Linked DNA regions of Homo sapiens: region 2 is linked to region 1. A link is a loop called in an ENCODE intact Hi-C map of the cell type or tissue named here. Cell type or tissue: right lobe of liver. All regions are shown on one strand. Each heading gives the region's core, and the rest is flanking DNA. Links, peaks and the distances in the headings are about the cores only. Region 1 overlaps SMOC1 (SPARC related modular calcium binding 1). Region 2 overlaps SMOC1 (SPARC related modular calcium binding 1).

Region 1 (9,536 bases), core at 1,537-9,536:
ACCTTGTCCAGTAGCCATGTGGTCAGGAGAAGCTAACAGGATTAACCTGACCCCTTGTCCCAGAAATGGGTAACCCTATCTCCCACCGCTGCCACAGTGATTGGTCTAAGAAACCTGGGCCCAAGTCGAGCATGGCATTCTCCTGGCCAAAGGGATTGGTTAAAAGAATGGCTAAGTTTCCTGAGACCATCTAGGAATGAAGACTCTCCACCTTCTGAGAGAGCTACTGAAAGCTAATTCTCTTTTCCCTCTTCTAGAAAGGATGATGTTTAGATAGGAAGGATGGAACCATTACAGCCATTTGCCCCCATGACAAAAGCTGGACTTGGGATAAAACATGCACCACACAAGGCAGAGGGAAGCTACATAAAGACACTGTATATTTGATGATGCTACTGAGCCACTGAATCAAACCACCTCTAAAAGTCACTGTATTAGTTTGCTAGGGCTGCCATAACAAAATACCACAGACTGAGTAGCTTAAATCACAGAAATTTATTTTCTCACAATTCTGAAGCTGGAAGTTCAAGATCAAGATGCTGGCAGGGTTGGTCTCCTCTCTGGCTTCTCTCCTTAGCTTGAAGATGGCTACCCTCTTGCTGCCTTATCACATGGCAATCATGTCCCTAGTTTTTCTCTGTGTTCTAATCTCTTCTTCTTATTCGGGCACCAGTCAGACTGGATTAAGGGCCCACCGTAACAGACTCATTTTAACTTAATTGTTTCATCAAGGCCCTATCTCCAAATACAATCACATTCTGGGTCCTAGGGGTTGAGACTTCACATGAATTTGAAGGAGATAGAATTCAGCCCATGGCACCTGTCTTACCTCTGTACTTTCTGCTACTTGAGCCAATGAATCTCCTTCACTGTATAAGCCAGTTCAAAATGCATTATCTGTTTCTTGTAACATAAATATCCAACTGATATAAATATACCAAAGATCACACAAAAAGCAAATCTATAGTTACATCCAAAAAACCTCCCAATTAGCAGTAAAAAGTAAAACCAGCTCCTTTATGCTCTTACCACTTCAACCAGAAACCAAGGTGGTTCCCCTCCCAAGGCCACCAACCAAGAACTCAGGGCATAGTTTCCCCCTCAGAGCTTTGCAATCGCATGCAGCCTCCCCACTGACAGAGCCTTGAGAAGGGAACTTTAGCACTAAACCCCCTTCTCTATCCCTCCATGGCAACACCAGAGACAAGGAAAATAATGGCAATGCCTCCCGAAAGTTAGAATCTCTTTTCAGTAGAGCCTGTTACTTGTTTAAAAATCAGTGAATTAACAGGTCTAGCAATGATCATCAATGGGTGCTAACATCACAGATGTTGTATGTCTCCTGAAAGAAGCACACACCAACTCCCATGAAATATACTTAAAAATATATATATCAAACCTACACCTGATCAAACCTATTGATTTAACTATCATTTTACGAGAAATATAAAGGATAGAGAAACATGTTACAAAATGCAAAAGAAATGCAGGCAGCAAAATCTAGTGCGGAAACTCCAGAAGACCTGTTTACTCAACAAATAAATTACAAAGTGAAAAAGAGGTAGAGGAGAAACTCATAGATTAAAAGAGACTTAGGAGACAAATCAACCAATTGCAATATGTGGACCTTATTTGGACCTTGATTCGAAGAAACAGAATAGCATATTTAAGGGATCATCAAGGAAATTTGAATGTTGATTATTTGATTGTATTATATTACAGAATTATTGCTAATATTTTTTGGTTGTGGTATGGTATCATGGTTAGGATTTTTAATGAATCCTAAACTTTTACAGATATATATGAAAATGTACAGATGATAAGACACAATATCAGATTTGCTTCAGAATAATCTGAGCAGGGGAATAGGGAGATGTTTGCTTCAAAATAATCTGAGCAAGGGAATAGGGAGACTGGTAGAAGAAACAAGATTGGCCATGAGTGGTTCATGGTCGAATGTGGGTAAGGGGTCCATGGCAATCCATTGTACTAGTCTCTCCTTTTGTGTATATTTGGAAGTTTTCATAACAACAAAAAAAAATTTAATGACTAGATAGGACCCAAAGATGGACAGTCTAAGTCCTTTGCCAAGTTCTAGTGTCATTTCCGATACAGCTTGCTTACCAACACGTTTTAAATAAATTTCCCCAATTACCTTCACAGAATCTTCCAGTTGGCATATCTTCTTTCCAAATGTTACTGGAATTTCTGAAGCATGGAACAAGTATGCTCTCCAAAGGATTACATTTAGAAGTTCCATTCAGAACATACTAGAGAAACTTACAGCAAACATTAATCGGTGACCAGTGTGTCATGCATTTGTTGCTGCTTGTGCAACCCAAGTCTCTAGAAATTTATTCACCCTAATTTCTATAATCTTAGTAGAAGGCCTTTCTCAGCCTGACACCAAAGACAGAAACCATAACAATAGATTAGCCACATAAACATGTAAAAGTTCAGTGGATTGAAACCCTCGTCCTTTCATATAACATACTGAGACAGGCATTTGCCAGACTTGACAGAAAAACAGATTAATATCTTCAGTATTTTTTTTAAAAACTTACCATCCCTATTTTTTAAATTAGCCAAAACCCTGGGCAGGTAATTTACAAAAGAAAGGAACTAATTTAGGATTGGCAGATACAATAAAAGATACTCAGTTCAATTTCAATTTCAGATAAACAATGAATAATTTTTATGCGGGTCATACTTATGCTAAAACATAATTTGTCGTTTATCTGAAATTCCAATTTACCTGGGCATTCTGTATTTTTATTTTCCGACTTTGGAAATCTTAAACCGACGGTGAATAACTTGGAGAAGATGAAGAAGAACCTCATTCATGATCATCCAGGGAGGGCAAGGATGACAGGCAAGCAGAGGCCTGGGGAGGGCAGAGACGAGCACTAACGCTGGCAGGCACAGGCCGGGAGAAGGCAGCAGCAGCCCCTCCTGGCCCTGAGGAGGGTAGGAGGGAGACGCCAGCAGATGCAGTTCAGGGGGTAGGGAGGGAAGAGGGATTGCAACTTCGGTTAAACACCCCTGAGCCTGTCCTTCAGATGAAAGGAAAGTCATGCTCAGCTTCATGCAGCTGAGAACCCCTTCCAGAAGCATCACTTTTAATATTTGTTCTTAAACCCTGTTTGTGCTCTATGTAAATGTATTTTAATATCTTATGAAAAATGTATAATGTATTCCTTAATATATACAAAAAGGAATTTAAGAATATATGTATTCACCACCCAATTTAAAGACAAACAATATTACCATTCAATCCAAGCCTTCTATGTGTCCCCTGACATATTCCAGTTTGCCCTACTTAACAATTAACCTGAGCTCCACACAGCATTCATCACTGCTCTTAATTTTATTTTACATTTTTTACATCTAAACAATATAGCTTTTGCATGCTTTCAACCTTTATGTAAAAAATAGCATTATGTATTATTCTGCAATTTGCCTTTTTCATGCAACATTGGTGAAATTCATCTGCAATAATGAGTACAGCTTTAGATTAGTCATTTTCAGTACTGTGTAATAGTTCATTATTTGTATATACTTTAATTTATTTTTCTATTCTTCTGTTGGTGGTCATTTGGCTAATTTCCCATGTTTTACCACCACCAGAAAATGCTGCTATGAACAGTCTCGAACTTATCTCTCCATATACATTAGAATTTCTCCAGGGTATGTACCAGAGCAGAATTACAAGGTCAAAGAGTGTGTACAACTTCAACTGTAATTGTACAAAGTTATACTAATTTATATTCCCACCAGCAGCAATAAATATATTTTTTACAGTTATGTCCTGCTGAGGTTAATTGAAAACTCTCCTTTAAAGCAGTCTGAGCTCAAAGTATGCTGAAAATGAGCAGTCCTGGCACTAATAGTTACTAGCCCTAAAAGTTAGCCCAACGTGAATACAGGCCAATTGTGTCAGATGTAGACTGAATGCCAGGGTGACTCAGGAATCAGGATGGGCTGAGGCAGGTTTAGGGGGCATTTTTCAATCATGCATGTTTTAATCTTTATTATTTTGCTCTAAGATTAAAAGATGCTCATTGTAAACGAAATTGTGTTAATAGTTACCAAAATGCATCTCTTGGAAATTGAACATCCCCATGATCACCACCACCAACAGCATGACATACAATCTACCTAATTTTTTAACACATAAACCATCTTTCTTTTTTGCCTAAATGGGATCATCTATTCCCTTTTTTGCATATTACTTTTTACTATCCAATATATCTTTATAAGGAAAGACATATCTACCTTTATTGAAAATTCTATTATTCAATAAACATTTATTAAGCACCTGCTTTCGGGCAGGATGGAGTCTATAAAGAAAATTAAGCGACTTCATCATTAAGAGGCTCCTACCCTAAAGGAAAGAAACTAACAGATGCTGGTCATAATGATGGCTTCAATTGTAAAGCACTTTCTATGAGCCAGGCACTGTACCAGGCCCTTAATGAATGTGGTAGGCAGAATCACGCTCCCCACAAAGATGTCCATGTGCTAATCCTAATAATGCTATGTTACAGGGCAAGGAGGTTTGTTCTAATCAGCTAAACTTAAAATAAGGAGATTAGTTTGAATTATCTGGGTGGGCCCAGTGTAATCACAAGAGTCCTTAAACTGCAAAGAGGGACACAGAAAATTCAGAACCAGAGAGACCCTGGCAGCATGAGGAAAGATTTGGCCAATGATTGCTAGCTTTAAAGGTGGAAGGGGCCACAAGCCGAGGAATGCAGGCAGATTCTAGAGGCTGGAAAAGGCAAGAAAATAGATTCTCTCCTAGAGCTCCAGAAAGGAACTCAGTCCTGCTGATTTTTTTAGCCCATTAAGAGCCATGTCAGACTTCTGATCTGTAGAAATTTGTGTTGTTTAAGTCACTAAGTTTGTGTTCATTTGTCATGGCAGCAATAGAAAGCTAATACAAGGCACATCATCCATTTTCCCCACCACCCTGGAAAAGAGGTGCTGTGACCTCCATTGGACAAATCAGGGAACAGAGGACCTAAGAGGCCAGATTACTAGCCCGGGTGCCCAACAGCAGAGCCAGACTCACACTTAAGTCTGTCTGCCTCTGAGCCTATGCTGAGGCTGCTCCTGGTTGGCTGGGATACAGGGAAGATGGTGACACATGCCATCATAGGGGTAAGCAAATGATTCTTTGCTTAAAGGAAGCTGAGAGAATTCTTCCTGGGACCAATCTAGAAGGACTGCGTGGAGGTAACATCTGAACCTTTTGAATGATGGGCAGGATTCTGACAGACAGAAATGGGGAAGGAAGGAGAGATCAGGAAGTACAGTGGTTCAGCCCTGCTGAGGTCTAGGGCACATGGGGGTATCCAGCAGAAGGTAAGGTTGGACACACTGGTCAGAGTCCAGCACTGTCCAATATGATAGCCACCAACCACATGTGGCTATTAACATTCATATTTACATTAATTTAATTTAATTTAAAATTCAGGTCCTCAGTGTACTAACCACATTTCAAATATTCAATAGCCACATGTGGCTAATATTGGACAGTGCAGTTATAAAACATGTCCATCCTTGTGGAAAGTTCTGTGGATGAAGAGAAGTCACTGGCATCATCGTTTTTAAGCAGGTCACTGGCACTTTGGAAGGAGGAAGTGAAGGAGTAATACACGTCCTTTTATAACACTCCCTATCTCACTCTTTTATTTGTTATCTACAATGTGTCCTCTCCCCAGGGGTTTGGCAGAAGTTTCAAGAATAAATGCATAATGAACATCCATAAAAATTATTTAAAACTCCCAGCACTGCCTTAGAATGCATATCTAGTTCTAAAAATAAACCACTCTGGGAAGCAGGTCCAATTTTTCTCCACTGTCAATACTTTAAAAGAAAAAAAAAAGGCTTTCAGCCCTTATCTTATAGAATCCAATCAACACCGTAGTGTAAAATAGATTTTAAGGAGGCGAGGCGTAGTTGTTCAAACCTCTAGATAATTTGTCAGGTTTCAAAACACATTATGCCTGACCTCATGGAACTTTGCTCAGTCCCAGTGCTCCCTGGTGGTGGGAAAGGCTCTACTGAGATGAGAGCTACCTTTCCTGTCTTAGAGAGGCTGCCCCATTCTGACTCAAAAAAAGGATGCTGAAATCAACCAAGGTGACGTCCAGGAAGTATGCAGAGCTCCATACCTAACAAGCTTAGATGTGGCCAAAGGTAAGATTATTTTGTGATCTAGCAACTGAATTCCGAATGATGTTGGATGCAAAAGAAAACCCTATAGTCACCTATGTTGCTTTGGGGTCTTCATGGGGACAGTTGGAAGTGATTCATGGCAATCCAATCTCTGAACCTCTCAGTGACTCATGACCCATGCAGAGCACATACTGTACAAATCTAACCCTGTTTGGCGGCCTCACAAGCAGCTCCGATTTATTTCTCATCCGCAACTCAACCTTTGTCCTCCCCAAACATGGAAGGAGGGGGCCCTCCACACTGACATCCTCTACCACTAGCAGCAATACCAGGACTTGGCTGCCTAAACAATAAATCTCTATGTGGCCCAGAGAGAAAGGGTGCCCTGTACCTGCTAAGCAGGACCATGCATCCCACCCCCAGCTCCTGCAAAAGGCGGTGAGGGGAGGTTGGAATAAAGACAGGCATCAAACTAGAAACAGGCCTTCCCCTAGTCCAGACACTACCTCCACCCACAGGCCCCACTGGCAAATAAAGTTTCTGACCCATGCATCAGCTCATGAACACTTCCACTCTGCAGGGTGAATCACCCTGAGCAAGGAAAAGGGAAGACTGCCCACTGCCAGCTTAGCTTTACAAATGAGCCCTTAGGCCACCTGATGCAGACGTTTATGCCAGGGCCTGGGTCTGCTCTGGGTCTAGAAGCCAAAATCACTCCCCAGTGGGGTTATTTTAGATAGAGCCACATGCACATCTTGAAAGGTGGGGAGGAAGCAGAAGGTGGCAAGAAAGGAGTCCCTTACTCTGGGACTTTTTGTTTGACCTCACATGCAAAGAATTGAATTAATTTTAATCTTTGGCTCATGATACACTCAGCATTGGTTTATGCAGGGCTCACTTTTTTATCAGCTATTAGATCTTGAATAATGGACAAATGCCTTTAGCCCATCCTCCCTCTCCCCCAAAAAGGTAGAGTATCAACACCAACCCACACCAACCATATGGTTTTACCCATCCTATCCCCCTGCCTCACCCTAACTTCACCCTGAATCTGTATCCATCATTACTTTACTATGCTTTTCATAGCATTTTGTTGTAGCTGTATGTAGTCCTAAAAACTTTTTTTTAATTTTAGTTATTTATAAGTTACTGTATCTTTTGGTAATTTTCTTTCACTTAATATCATATTGCCAAGATTTATCCATATTTTTGCATGTCACTGTTGTTCACTTGTTTTGGCTGAGTATAATTTTACACTGTGAATTCATCACAGTTTACTCATCTGCCCTCCCACTGATGAGCATCTGGGCTCTTTCCAGGCATGTGATATTATAAACATAGTTGCACAGGACATGAGTTTCTCCTGGGCACATAGAGCCGGAGTGGAATTGCTGGGCCATAAGAAATGTGAATACTCAACTTCAGAAGATAATTAGATCATATCAATTCTTTTCTATTTTGATTGCATTTCCTAGAGATTCTAAGATGATTGTTTCCTCTTCCTGTCCTTTTGTTTCTATAAATTTCACATGTCAGCTCTACCAAAATGTTTAAATCTGGTCCTTGGCCTAACACTTCAGTAGCACTTCAGCTAAATCCCCCCATATGGAAAAGAAGGATTCTTGTCAGGGGCACAGATAATAGGAAAAGCATCTAAGCAGACACAAGGACCCACCCTGGACCAGATGCTGGGATGGGCTAGTCAAATGGAAGGAAACAGTTTAGAAGCTGTTTCACTCTTGGCAAATGCAAGATACAAAAAAGGACTGGGGAGGAGCTATAAAGCCAGTTTCCCTATTCAAATTCGCATGTTGAGTCTCTCTTCCCCCAGCCTTCCTGTAACTACCAAACACACTTATTTTTAAACAAAGAACAAAAACTCAAAAATGGAAAAGCCAGTTTGTAAGTAACCAATTTCAGATTTAAACAACAGCAGGGGTTCAGGTTGGACATCATTATGCAGTCCACTTCATTTCAATATATATTTACAGAATGCTTTACAATGTGACAAGCACCCTGATGAATGAGGTCTCTATTCTGTCCTCAAGGGGCTTGCAGATTTGTTCATTTAACAAAACAGATCATGCATGAAATGCTAAAGGGCCAACTTGGTGCAAAGAAGAGGAAGATGCTGGCCTGATATTAAGATGCTCACTGCAGGAGGATTAATACAAGTTAGAATACAAGTGGACCAGATATAGAAGTTGTTCAAAGGAGCTCTCTCCTCCCGCTGCCCAAGATGCCGAAAGGAAAGAAGGCCAAGGGAAAGAAGGTGGCTCCGGCCCCAGCTGTCGTGAAGAAGCAGGAGGCTAAGAAAGTGGTGAATCCCCTGTTTGAGAAAAGGCCTAAGAATTTTGGCATTGGACAGGACATCCAGCCCAAAAGAGACCTCACCCGCTTTGTGAAATGGCCCCGCTATATCAGGTTGCAGCGGCAGAGAGCCATCCTCTATAAGCGGCTGAAAGTGCCTCCTGCGATTAACCAGTTCACCCAGGCCCTGGACCGCCAAACAGCTACTCAGCTGCTTAAGCTGGCCCACAAGTACAGGCCAGAGACAAAGCAAGAGAAGAAGCAGAGACTGTTGGCCCGGGCCGAGAAGAAAGCTGCTGGCAAAGGGGACGTCCCGAAGAAGAGACCACCTGTCCTTCGAGCAGGAGTTAACACTGTCACCACCTTGGTGGAGAACAAGAAAGCTCAGCTGGTGGTGATTTCACACGACATGGATCCCATCGAGCTGGTTGTCTTCTTGCCTGCCCTATGTCGTAAAATGGGGGTCCCTTACTGCATTATCAAGGGGAAGGCAAGACTGGGACGTCTAGTCCACAGGAAGACCTGCACCACTGTCGCCTTCACACAGGTGAACTCAGAAGACAAAGGCGCTTTGGCTAAGCTGGTGGAAGCTATCAGGACCAATTACAATGACAGATACGATGAGATCCGCCGTCACTGGGGTGGCAATGTCCTGGGTCCTAAGTCTGTGGCTCGTATCGCCAAGCGCAAAAAGGCAAAGGCTAAAGAACTTGCCACTAAACTGGGTTAAATGTACACTGTTGAGTTTTCTGTACATAAAAATAATTAAAATAATACAAATTTTCCTTAAAAAAAAAAAAAAAGAAGTTGTTCGAAGGAGAGAGTAATCGTTCCTAAGCAAAAAGAATGCTCTGTAGAAAAGTTCCTAGAGAGTAATGTTGGAACTGGGTTTTGAAGGATGAATCAAGTGATCAAGAGGTGAGAGAAGAAATAACAAATATCTAAAACATTTAAGAAATAAGTTTCAGGTTGAAGAATACACAAATGAATGGAAAGAGATGTCACGTTCATGAATTGGAAGAGCAAATGTTGTGAAAATGTCT
Region 2 (9,536 bases), core at 972-8,971, 45 kb before region 1:
CTGGCTCTTGTTCAAGAGTCTAGGACCAAGAATGTGGAAGAAGAAAGCTGCCAGCTAAGTTACTTGCAAAAACAATAGCACTGGAAGTCTTTGTTTTCCTCCCCTCTGGATCTGCTCTGCATCACCAGACATAAGACCTCCGATATCACAGTATGTTCCCCAAAGGAGGTGAATGGAGACCTTATCAGTGTCCTATAAGAGACCCTCACGCCACCGACAGAAGTCATGGACACTGCTTGTCCCTCCTTCAATGAGCCAAATGGGCCAGGTGAGCCCCACCCAGTGTGCTTCCTGCTCCATCCCCAATACAGCAGCAGCCCAACAACATCTTAAGGGGTAAGAAGCCCAAAAGCCACTCTCCAGGCCTGAGCCACTGAACCTGCAAGACAGACTCTCCTCTTGCTGGGTCTCCTTTCTCATCCTGCTGCAGAGCTGCCGTTAGCCCTCACGACGCCACTACACGGGATTCTTGGTGTTGCTGCTATTCGTTTTCTAACCTTAGAAAATATTTATCCACTCGCATATTGTGCTTTTACCACCGACTGTTCCCCTTATCAATACAAAAGGGCCCAAAACAGCCTCAACATAGCCCACCCACGATAAAAGACTGCCACACAAATTCTAAACATAGCAGGAAGAAGAGGCAGAGTACTATACTCTCCCAGCCCCTGGAGAGTATGTCATGGCTCTGTAATAACAAAATGGAGAACTGGTATATTTCAGTGTCATAGGATTATCATGAAGGAAAATGTCATTTAAGTGCCTGTTTAATTTGGGTGAAATCCTATGGCATACACACAGGCTCATCTTCATTTCCACTTACACAGTGGAGAGATTTACACTGACAAGGGAGATAACAGAGGAAGAAATGCTTTATCCACAGCACTTGAGGAAATCCACTCCCTTACAGCACTAAGCCCTGGGAATGAAGCTGAGCAAGTGCAGGCTAAAACAAACAGAAGAGGAAATCCCAGTCTTGCTATATCATCGAATTCTGTTGGGGCTGTGTGTGTTTAACTCGTGTGCTTCCTTTCATTGCTATTTCCACTGTCATTTGAGATCCTGCTGTACTGATTGATGCCTGGCTTCAGATCACCAAACACAAAAGCACATACATGCACACATGTGAGCATGCATGTGTGCATACCCTCAAACACACACACAAAATGCTTTCGAAGTCACAGGCAAAAGGGGAGAAGAAATAGCTTGGCCCGTGTGGGACTGGCGGTGGCGCTGGTGCTGTCAGACCATCTCAAGCTGAAAATCCCCACTGCGTCGCTCAGACAAGGATTGATGACCGCTGCCCAGGCCCCAGGCTCACGTCTGACTTCGCACAACTGTGAGGCTGTTCTGAGCAGGAGAGAAATCCTGTTGACCCAAACTGGGCCAAGGAAAAGTAAATAAAACCATGTCAAATTCTACAGGCAGGAACGGGAGATCAGTGGAAAACCAAAGCAAACCCACTCCTGAGGGAGAGAAAGAATGGTTCTTCCATGTACTAACCCTTTCAGTTCCAGGGCAGAGCAAAGATCTTTCTTTTAAGGATAAAAACCTGTATTTGACTACGAGGATCTTTTTCTATTAGTCCAGACATTTATAACCCTTAAGGTCAGATTTCCCTCAAACATGGGATTAGGCAAACTGATTGAGAGACCCTTGCTTTTGCACTTAGCAGATCCCATCTGTTAAGCAGTCCTGTAGAAACAAGATAGCAAGGGGTGGGTGGATCTACTCCCAGAGAGAATGCAGGGCACACCAAGCAAAGCCTGCACACTCTCAAAGAACGGGAACTCCACAGGCTTTTCTGATGCGAAGGATAACACCCAAAAGACTCGGTACTAAAGACTTTTCACCCAGCCTTCAATGCAGTTCTCAAGACTTTTTATTGACCGGGGAAATGCTCACAATATAAAATTAACTAAAACCAAAGCAGAATATCAAACATGTATATAAATATACATACATATAATACATACTTATGTGTGTATATATGTAAGTAATCTTCCTCCCACTCCAGACAGAAAAAGAGAAAGACAAAAGATAGGAAATATACCAAAATGTTAATAGTGACTGTCTCTGAATGGTAGGAACACAGATGGGTTATAGATGGGTTTGGCTTTTTTCTTGGCACTTTTCTTTAGTTCTAAGTTTCCTAAAAAACACCTGTTTTAAAGGGATGAGAGTGAGGCACACACAGAATCCAAACAGATTGACCCAGACCTGCCTTTAGCCAAGTTGCACCCAAAGTTCTACACCAAATTCTGCTGTCACCTCAAAAGCATCCAACGCTGGCCGGCAATGGCCCACACAAGGCCAGGGACTGAGCGAAGCTTGCCCAGACTCGCAGTGGGAGGGGAAGGAGGAAGGATGCCTTCTCGGCTTCTTGATCTCTGGAAGTCGGATGGGGTTACTTGTTCCTCTGTGTCACACCTACGGTTCTCAGTTCAGCACAGAACAACTCAGTGTCCTTTCTCAACAGTGTCATTAGCATTACAGGCCCAGATGCCCTCTCGGGCAGCGTCTACCCAGGCAACTGCATCCTCACCACGTAGTCTCCCTCTTCAGCTCAGATGACACAGACAGGCAGTCTTCAGCCTTCCCTATGATGCAGCTCTGAATCTCACCAGTTGGGATGAACTCTAATGTCCCAAGCCAAAGTGGTGCTGTGATAGGGGCTGCCAGCGGCACTCAGCAGCCTCTCTAGGGCACACATGTAACCTGTATGGGCCCTTAGACTAGAAGGTGACAAACGGTGGTGATATGTCGTCAACTGGGAGAATGGGGGAGAAATGAAAATCACAGGGCCAAAAATAAGACCTTGCAAGACATGCAGCTCTAGCTTCAGGTAGGGGAGGGATGTGGAGGGACATTGGCTCTCCCATCATTGCTGAAAGATGCCCTTAGGACAAAACTCCCCTGGCATTCGTTTCCTTGCAAAACAATTCAAAACCTGAAGGTAGTTTCATACACTAGCTCCACAACTTGCCACATTCATTCATTCCATAAAATTTACTAACCCCCTTCTAAGGTCAGCCACTGTGCTAGGCACAGGATCTGCAGGGAGGGGCACACTGCCATAGTTCCTGCCCCTCATGGTCCTGTGGACGCAATCCTCACTGTTCCTATTTCACATCCTTCTAGGGCCTTAGTACCCTTGAGCTGCGGAGTCAGGTCCCAGGCACAGACTTCAGAGTGGGGATACACCAAAGCACAACCACCCCCGTGCTGCCACCCACATGTAGCAAGCTCCTTGGAGGAGGTTCTTCTTGGTCTGGGTCACAACACAGGTGTCTCTTTAAAAGGCAATTCCGTTCCTGACCTGATCCAGAAAAACACATCAACTCTAAAGAGACCCCAGCAAACTAGCTGGAAGAGGGGCTCGGGAGGCCACAGGCCAACTTCTGAAGTTGCTCAAGCTAATCAGAGTACTTAGGCTAGGTTAAAATACAGGGCTGACTGCCTTCTGATCGGCCTCCAAAAAGATAGGGCTAAGGATGACTTGTGCTGGAGTGTTTGGTCTTGTATAAGAAACTATTTCTTCTAGGGAAAGCAGAAAAAGACAATTTTCAATTTTCTCCTTTTTACCTCGATAAGGTATATCTCCCCAACTTTTGGTGCATTTAAAAGCATCTCTGAAGGAGACACTTAAAATAGAGGTTGCTTTACCTTAAACAGATTCCCCATGCCAGATCTAAATCTATTTGGGGTCCCTGTCTCCACCAGAAAACTGCCTTAAAAATTATATTTTAGTACAGAAGTTCCAAGAAAGAAGACTACATTTATCTAAAACCTAGACTATAAAGCACCCAATTGCACTGCTGAAATTTTACAGCATTCTAAGAGGGAATTAGAGAGGAAGAAGTCATAGTAGAATAGAAATAAGTTTCCAGGGGATTCTCATTTATTGTATGCCTTCTATGTGCCAGGGGCAGGGCTAAGAATTTTAAATAAATTATTTTAATTGATCCTGACAACCACCCAAGAGGTAATCTTCTGCATCCCACTTTGCAGATGGAAAAACTGAGACTCAGAAAAGTTGAGCAATTGATCAAGGCCATATAATCAGAATTCAAACCCAGACCTATGGCTCCATTATATGTCAGCCAACAAGGACCAAGGAACTGTGTGAAGATCCAAAGGAGCTAAACCCTCAATCCAGCCTTGGACTACGTAAAGGCTCAGCAAATGATGTTTTTGCATAATTTAGTAAAGAAGATGTAGGTTTCTAAGATCCTACCACCACATTCTTACCTCCTCCCATCTATTCCCTTAAAAAGGAGAGGAGTAGGACTAAACAAAGATGCTGAGTCCTTCAAAGGCCATAACACCTGGACCTCAGCAGCAATTTTTCTAGGACCCAACACTTCTCCCCTGTGGTTCAGTCCCACCCCATCCTTCCTGCCCCATCTGGCTAGATTGGAGATTGCTCTGTCTCTCTCCTGGGGAGCTGCTCTCTAACATAGCAGGACGAAAATATGAGGGACAAAATTCAGAATCAATGCCATTCTATTTCTGATGTGGGGGAAGGGGCTGTCCTCATGTATGCCTCGGTGGATGGAGATGGATGCCAGACTAACTCAGTGTCAAAGCCCTGGGCCAATGACAATACCCCAGTCGTCAATCAGGTGTGATGCTTCTAACAGAAACGAGATGTGAGCCTTCAACGGGACACAGCAAAGAAAGGGGTGCTGCTTGGGAAGGTCCTCTGTACTGGGCAGAAAATGCAAGGCAGGCGGTAAAAACATGGACTTTCAGTGAGACACACCTGGGATCCAGTCCTTGGTCCTTGGACCTTGATCAAGATACATACCTCTATGAGCCTCAGTTTCCTCATCTGTTAAGGCAGGGAAATATGGCAGTTACAGTATCGAAGATGTTCTGAGAATAAAGGAGTGGGTTGGCACATAAAAACTGTTTGAAAAATCTTAGATGTTACTACATTAATACTTCTATTATTGACTAAATCAGTTTTTTAAACTGCATCCCATGGTTTCAACATACTTTCACTGAAGTTAGCAAGGATTCTAGATATTGGTTTGCAAACAAAGTCAAAGTTCGTATATTTTGTGAAATAGCCAATTTTCTGGCCAGGCGCGATGGCTCATGCCTGTAATTCCAGCACTATGGGAGGCTGAGACAGGCAGATCACTTGAGGTCAGGAGTTCAAGACCAACCTGGCCAACATGGGGACACCCTGTCTCTACTAAAAATACAAAAATAAGCCAGGCGTGGTGGTGTGCACCTGTAGTCCCAGCTGAGACATGAGAATCGCTTGAACCCAGGAGGCGCAGGTTGCAGTGAGCCGAGATCACACCATTGTACCCCAGCCTGGGCAACAGAGAAGGAATCTGTCTAAAAAAAACAAAAACAAAAAAATGTCTTTTACATTTGTGTGAGCTCATTTCTTTCTAATTTTGTATTACAGTGATTTTTAACACACAGCTGTATAAAGAACCATGACAAAAAGAGGTGGAAGATATTTCGAGTTTTAAATTCAGAAACAGTACATGTGTTAACTAACCGTAGTGAAAAAAAAAGTCTTTCATTTTTCAGAAACAGCCATAATGAATTTTTAAAAATAATGAACATTTTAAATGGGAGAACGATGTTATTACAAGCCTACAACTGCCATCCTGTTTCTGAAAATAAATAAAATACTAGTACACTAAACATCTACTTTTTGTTTAGACCTTTCCCAGAAGGGCCACTGGGTTGAAGTAAAAGAGTAAGATAAAAACTATATCGTAAAGATGTATTTTGTAAGAAAACTTTACCCTTTTTCACCTGCGCTTGCTATGGGTGAAACGGATCAGAGAATCGATCCGTTTAAACTTTTGCTCTGCACCCCATAATGTATGTCACCCTAAGTATACTCATCATTAAAACTCTCTCAGTGGTCTGGCCTCTGAGGATGCAGTCTGATTTGGTGTAAGAAGAGTTCCATGTCTTCAAGAAATTTTAAAACTACTGCCCTAGGTTGGTGTAGTCTTGCACAGCTTCCGTCAGAATTGCTCAGAATGTCTCATCGGCTTACAGAAGGTGACAGAAGAACTGCTGCCAGCGTCCCCAAAATACTTCCAGCCCTGCCAGAGCTGCCTTTGCTCTGCACCCCCCGCCCACTCCATCACAGCTCCTGTAAGTGGTCACCAGGAAAAAGCCGCACTGCCCTGCCAGTGTCTCTCCATCTTCCGGCACAGGGGCTCCCAAAGCACAGGGGTCGGTCCCCAGGACCACAAAGCCGCCTTTGAATGAATAGAGCAGAGGCCGGCTGTGATATCAGAACAAAGACTGAATGTGCCTAATCCGGCCTTTGAGAGCCGGAGGAGAGGGCTGCACCTGTATGAACAATGCTGCATCTGAAGCCCAAATGGCACCGAAAGGTTCCTCCAGCTCCCACTGCCCCCATTCCTCCTGATGCCTTTGTGGCGGCTTTGTTCCTCACTTCTACCACTCCTTTCACTCAGCACACCCCCAGCCCCAGGGACAGGAGGAGGCATGTGGGGCTGAGGGTGGCGTGGTAGTAAAGTCCCGGAAGGCCCCAGCGCAGCAGAGGAAGCTCATCACCTGTAACATAGTCGTGCATTCTACAGCAAAACAGCAAGTTTACTATAAAGCCACTGACCCCCTCCTGAGCCCTTCAGGAAGCTGTTCCTGTTCAGGGGCTGTGCCTGTGGCTTCACACATCTGCAGGCAAAACAAAGCACCCCGCTGGTGGACTCGTGTTTTGCGAAACACAGAGGGTAGTGGTGAAGAAGGGTGTTCCCGTTCCCTTGAGCATGCCTTCACCATACAACCCACCACGCACCTGTTGGAGGGTTGAGGAACAGCTCGGGTTCTGAGGAACGGGATGGCAAAGCCACTCTTTGGACTGCCAGAACAGGCGGATGCTCCATGGCTTTGGCCCTGGTGAGGTCAGTGCCCCGCTCCCTGCGCGACACCTGCTCCACTTCTCATCCCACGCCTTGAGGTATAGCTTGACTCAAGCTGCGTCACAGGAGGGAAAAGTGAAGAAAGCCCTCAGCTAATGACAAGAATCAGAAGTAGAAAGGCAGATTCCAGCCAAAAGTCTGTAGTCCTTTAACTGGACACTAAAGCGTGGCCATTTCTTTCTCTCCTTCCCCACCTTTCTCCATGTAAACCTTGACAGCTGCCACCGCCACATCCCCTGATTTTCAGGAGAATCTTCTCTTATTTTTCATAATTGTGGTAAGACCTGGTACTGCCATAGTCTCCCTCAGCCATCCTTTCTAAACATCTAATGGCTCTCTAGAAATCCTTCCTTAAATCCAACCTAAATCCCTTGTGCTGCAATCTAAGCTTATTTCCTGTTGATCAATTCAACAATTATTTCTTAAGTGCTCATTAGAGGCTTGACCCAGCGCCTGCTGTCAGCTCCCAAAGAACATGATCTGGCTCCTTCCTCCAAAAGCCAATGCTCTGGGTCAAGAGAAAAGACCAACAAACAAGGAAGAGCTATACACTGCCCGCCTGTCATGGAATTGTCCAGAGGACGACAGCGAGTGGAGCTGAAGGTCTTGGAGAAGGAGGAGTTGGGGCAGCTGGGAAGACTGCCCGGAGGGAGCGGGACTCAGGCTGCCCCTTGAAGGATAAATAACATTTGGCCTCATGGCTGAGACGAGGAAAGGCATGTCAGGCAGAGGAGAGCACCCTGAATAAAACGGCCATGCGTGCGCAGGAGACAGAGGAGACGCCCATGTGGCTGCTGCCAGATGTCTGTGTGAAGGTGGGATGGCTCCCTCAAGACAGCCGAGCCTCAGTTCTGTGGCCCAGAAAGAACCCGTGGAAGCTTGGGTAGGAAAGTCACTCCATAAAACTGATGTTTTCAGCTGCTTGTTCTGGCCACAGAGGGCAGAACAGAGTGAAGGGGAAAGAGAATAAATGCAAAATGGACAGTTAAGAGGCACTGGCACAAATGCAAGCATGAGGTGTTGACAGCAGCCCGGGCTACACTGTGGCAGTGGAGATGGAAAAGAAGAATCAACACAGGAGATGGTTTAGAGGAAGATTCTGGAAGCAGCTGTCGCCATCTCTGGTTCCAGCCTACTTCAGCAAATGCAATGGAATCAGGTCACCCCCTGCATTCCCAGCTCCAGGCCAAGAGCTGCATCAGGCACTGGGGTGCGAGTGTCCTTGCCTGGGAAGCCGGCTTCAGAAGCCACTAGCTGGCCAGGCTCTCAAGGTCCTCCCTTGACAGAGCTTTTCTGAGGCCTAAGCCCTGAGGCCCAGGAACTCCCATTTCCTGACCCTTTCTCTTGCATACCCAGGGGCCCTTCCTCAGACCTCCTACTCCTAAAACCCCAGCCCAGTGACCTGGCTGCCATCACTTACCCAGAAAAAGTGGCTGGAACTGACTCGGTGTTGTTCCTCTGCACCCAGTCAGCTGCTAAGGGGAAAAACAGCCCTGCCCCAAAGCCACAGTTTGGTTCAAGCAATTTAAACATAATGTTGCACAAAAGAGGACTCGGTTTCTGCTCACCCTCATGCCAAGAGCACATCCATCCAACCTGAGCAATGTTTTTGGCACATCGCAAGTGCCCCTACAGACCTCTCAAGTGAGGTGATCCGGCAGCTGACGGCCTTCTGGGACGGGCAGTGTGGTGGGATGGGCAGTGAGGTCCCTCGGTAACTGGCTGGAGAGGTGCAGAGGTGGGAAGGGTGCTGTCAGGGGGGTGAGAAGGGTGCTGTCAGGGGAGTGGGAAGGGTGCTGTCAGGGGTACAGTCACTGGGGATGAAAGGGGTGAGGGCAGAGGTGGGAACAGAATCAGGAATGATCCAGAAGCCAAGCAGCAGAAGCACATGTGGATTCCACAGCCCATCTCTGAAGTGGATACAGGGGTTGGGGCTGCTCCCCCAGCCACGTCTCTGCCTCCCTAGGGGAGGGTCACCACAGATGTGGGGCCGAACTCTCAAGTCCTGTACCAGACCCTACTTGCATCTCCAGAAAAGAGACTGATCCTAGCTTGGCCCAGACACCAGGAAGAGGTTTCTGAGTAAGAAGGCCTCTCTTTTCCTTCGTCAGCCTAACGCCTCTGGGGCTGCCTCCTTCCCTGTCCGACCAAGAAACAAGCCCCACAATCTGGCCAAACTCCCAATTACCAGTAAGAAGCAGTTCCACCTGTGTTTAATCCAGAACCAAGAAGCTCTTTATTGAGTTGTACTTTTCCCCCGGGAGATCATATCCCTCCCTTCTTCTCCAGGGGCTTGGATTCCCAAAGAAGCCTCCAAGATTCAATACTCTGGCTTCCCTGAGCCCCAGGCTTCCCTCTCACACAGCTTCCAGGACATGTCTCTAAAACACCCCAATGTCTTAGAAAGCACTCGGTTTCTCAGGCATCTCTGTGGCCAACGTAGCACAGTAGTTAAGAGTATGGCGTTTAGAATCAGACAGACCAGGATTTCAAATCCCAGCTCTATGACTTACTTGCCGCATGACCTTAGGCAAGTCACTTAACCTCTCTGAGCCTCAGCTTCTTCATCTGTAAAATAAGAATGCTCATTCCATGGATTGGTCATGA

What was found. Peaks named below come from ENCODE experiments on the same cell type or tissue, not always from the same donor. Only the 100,000 strongest peaks of a DNase experiment are listed, where the experiment ranks them.
Region 2: a loop joins it to region 1, with 2.4 times the contacts of the local background. A loop is called at or near these places in 5 of 110 quality-filtered maps.

Annotation. Positions count from the first base shown.
Region 1 is chr14:69,885,027-69,894,562 of GRCh38, reverse strand. All of the region lies in intron 1 of SMOC1 (SPARC related modular calcium binding 1), which reads right to left. It also overlaps the pseudogene RPL7AP6. Among named protein-coding and RNA genes, the nearest start is that of SMOC1, 10 kb to the right of the region's middle. In right lobe of liver, for the core only: a CTCF peak has its summit at 6,047 (motif pointing left); DNase peaks (open chromatin) are centred at 6,422 and 6,712; H3K4me3 peaks cover 404 bases; H3K27ac peaks cover 3,556 bases.
Region 2 is chr14:69,929,367-69,938,902 of GRCh38, reverse strand. The region is part of intron 1 of SMOC1 (SPARC related modular calcium binding 1); the gene reads right to left. Among named protein-coding and RNA genes, the nearest start is that of SNORD169, 44 kb to the left of the region's middle. In right lobe of liver, for the core only: no CTCF peak of the experiment used is centred there; DNase peaks (open chromatin) are centred at 1,298 and 5,122; H3K27ac peaks cover 2,949 bases.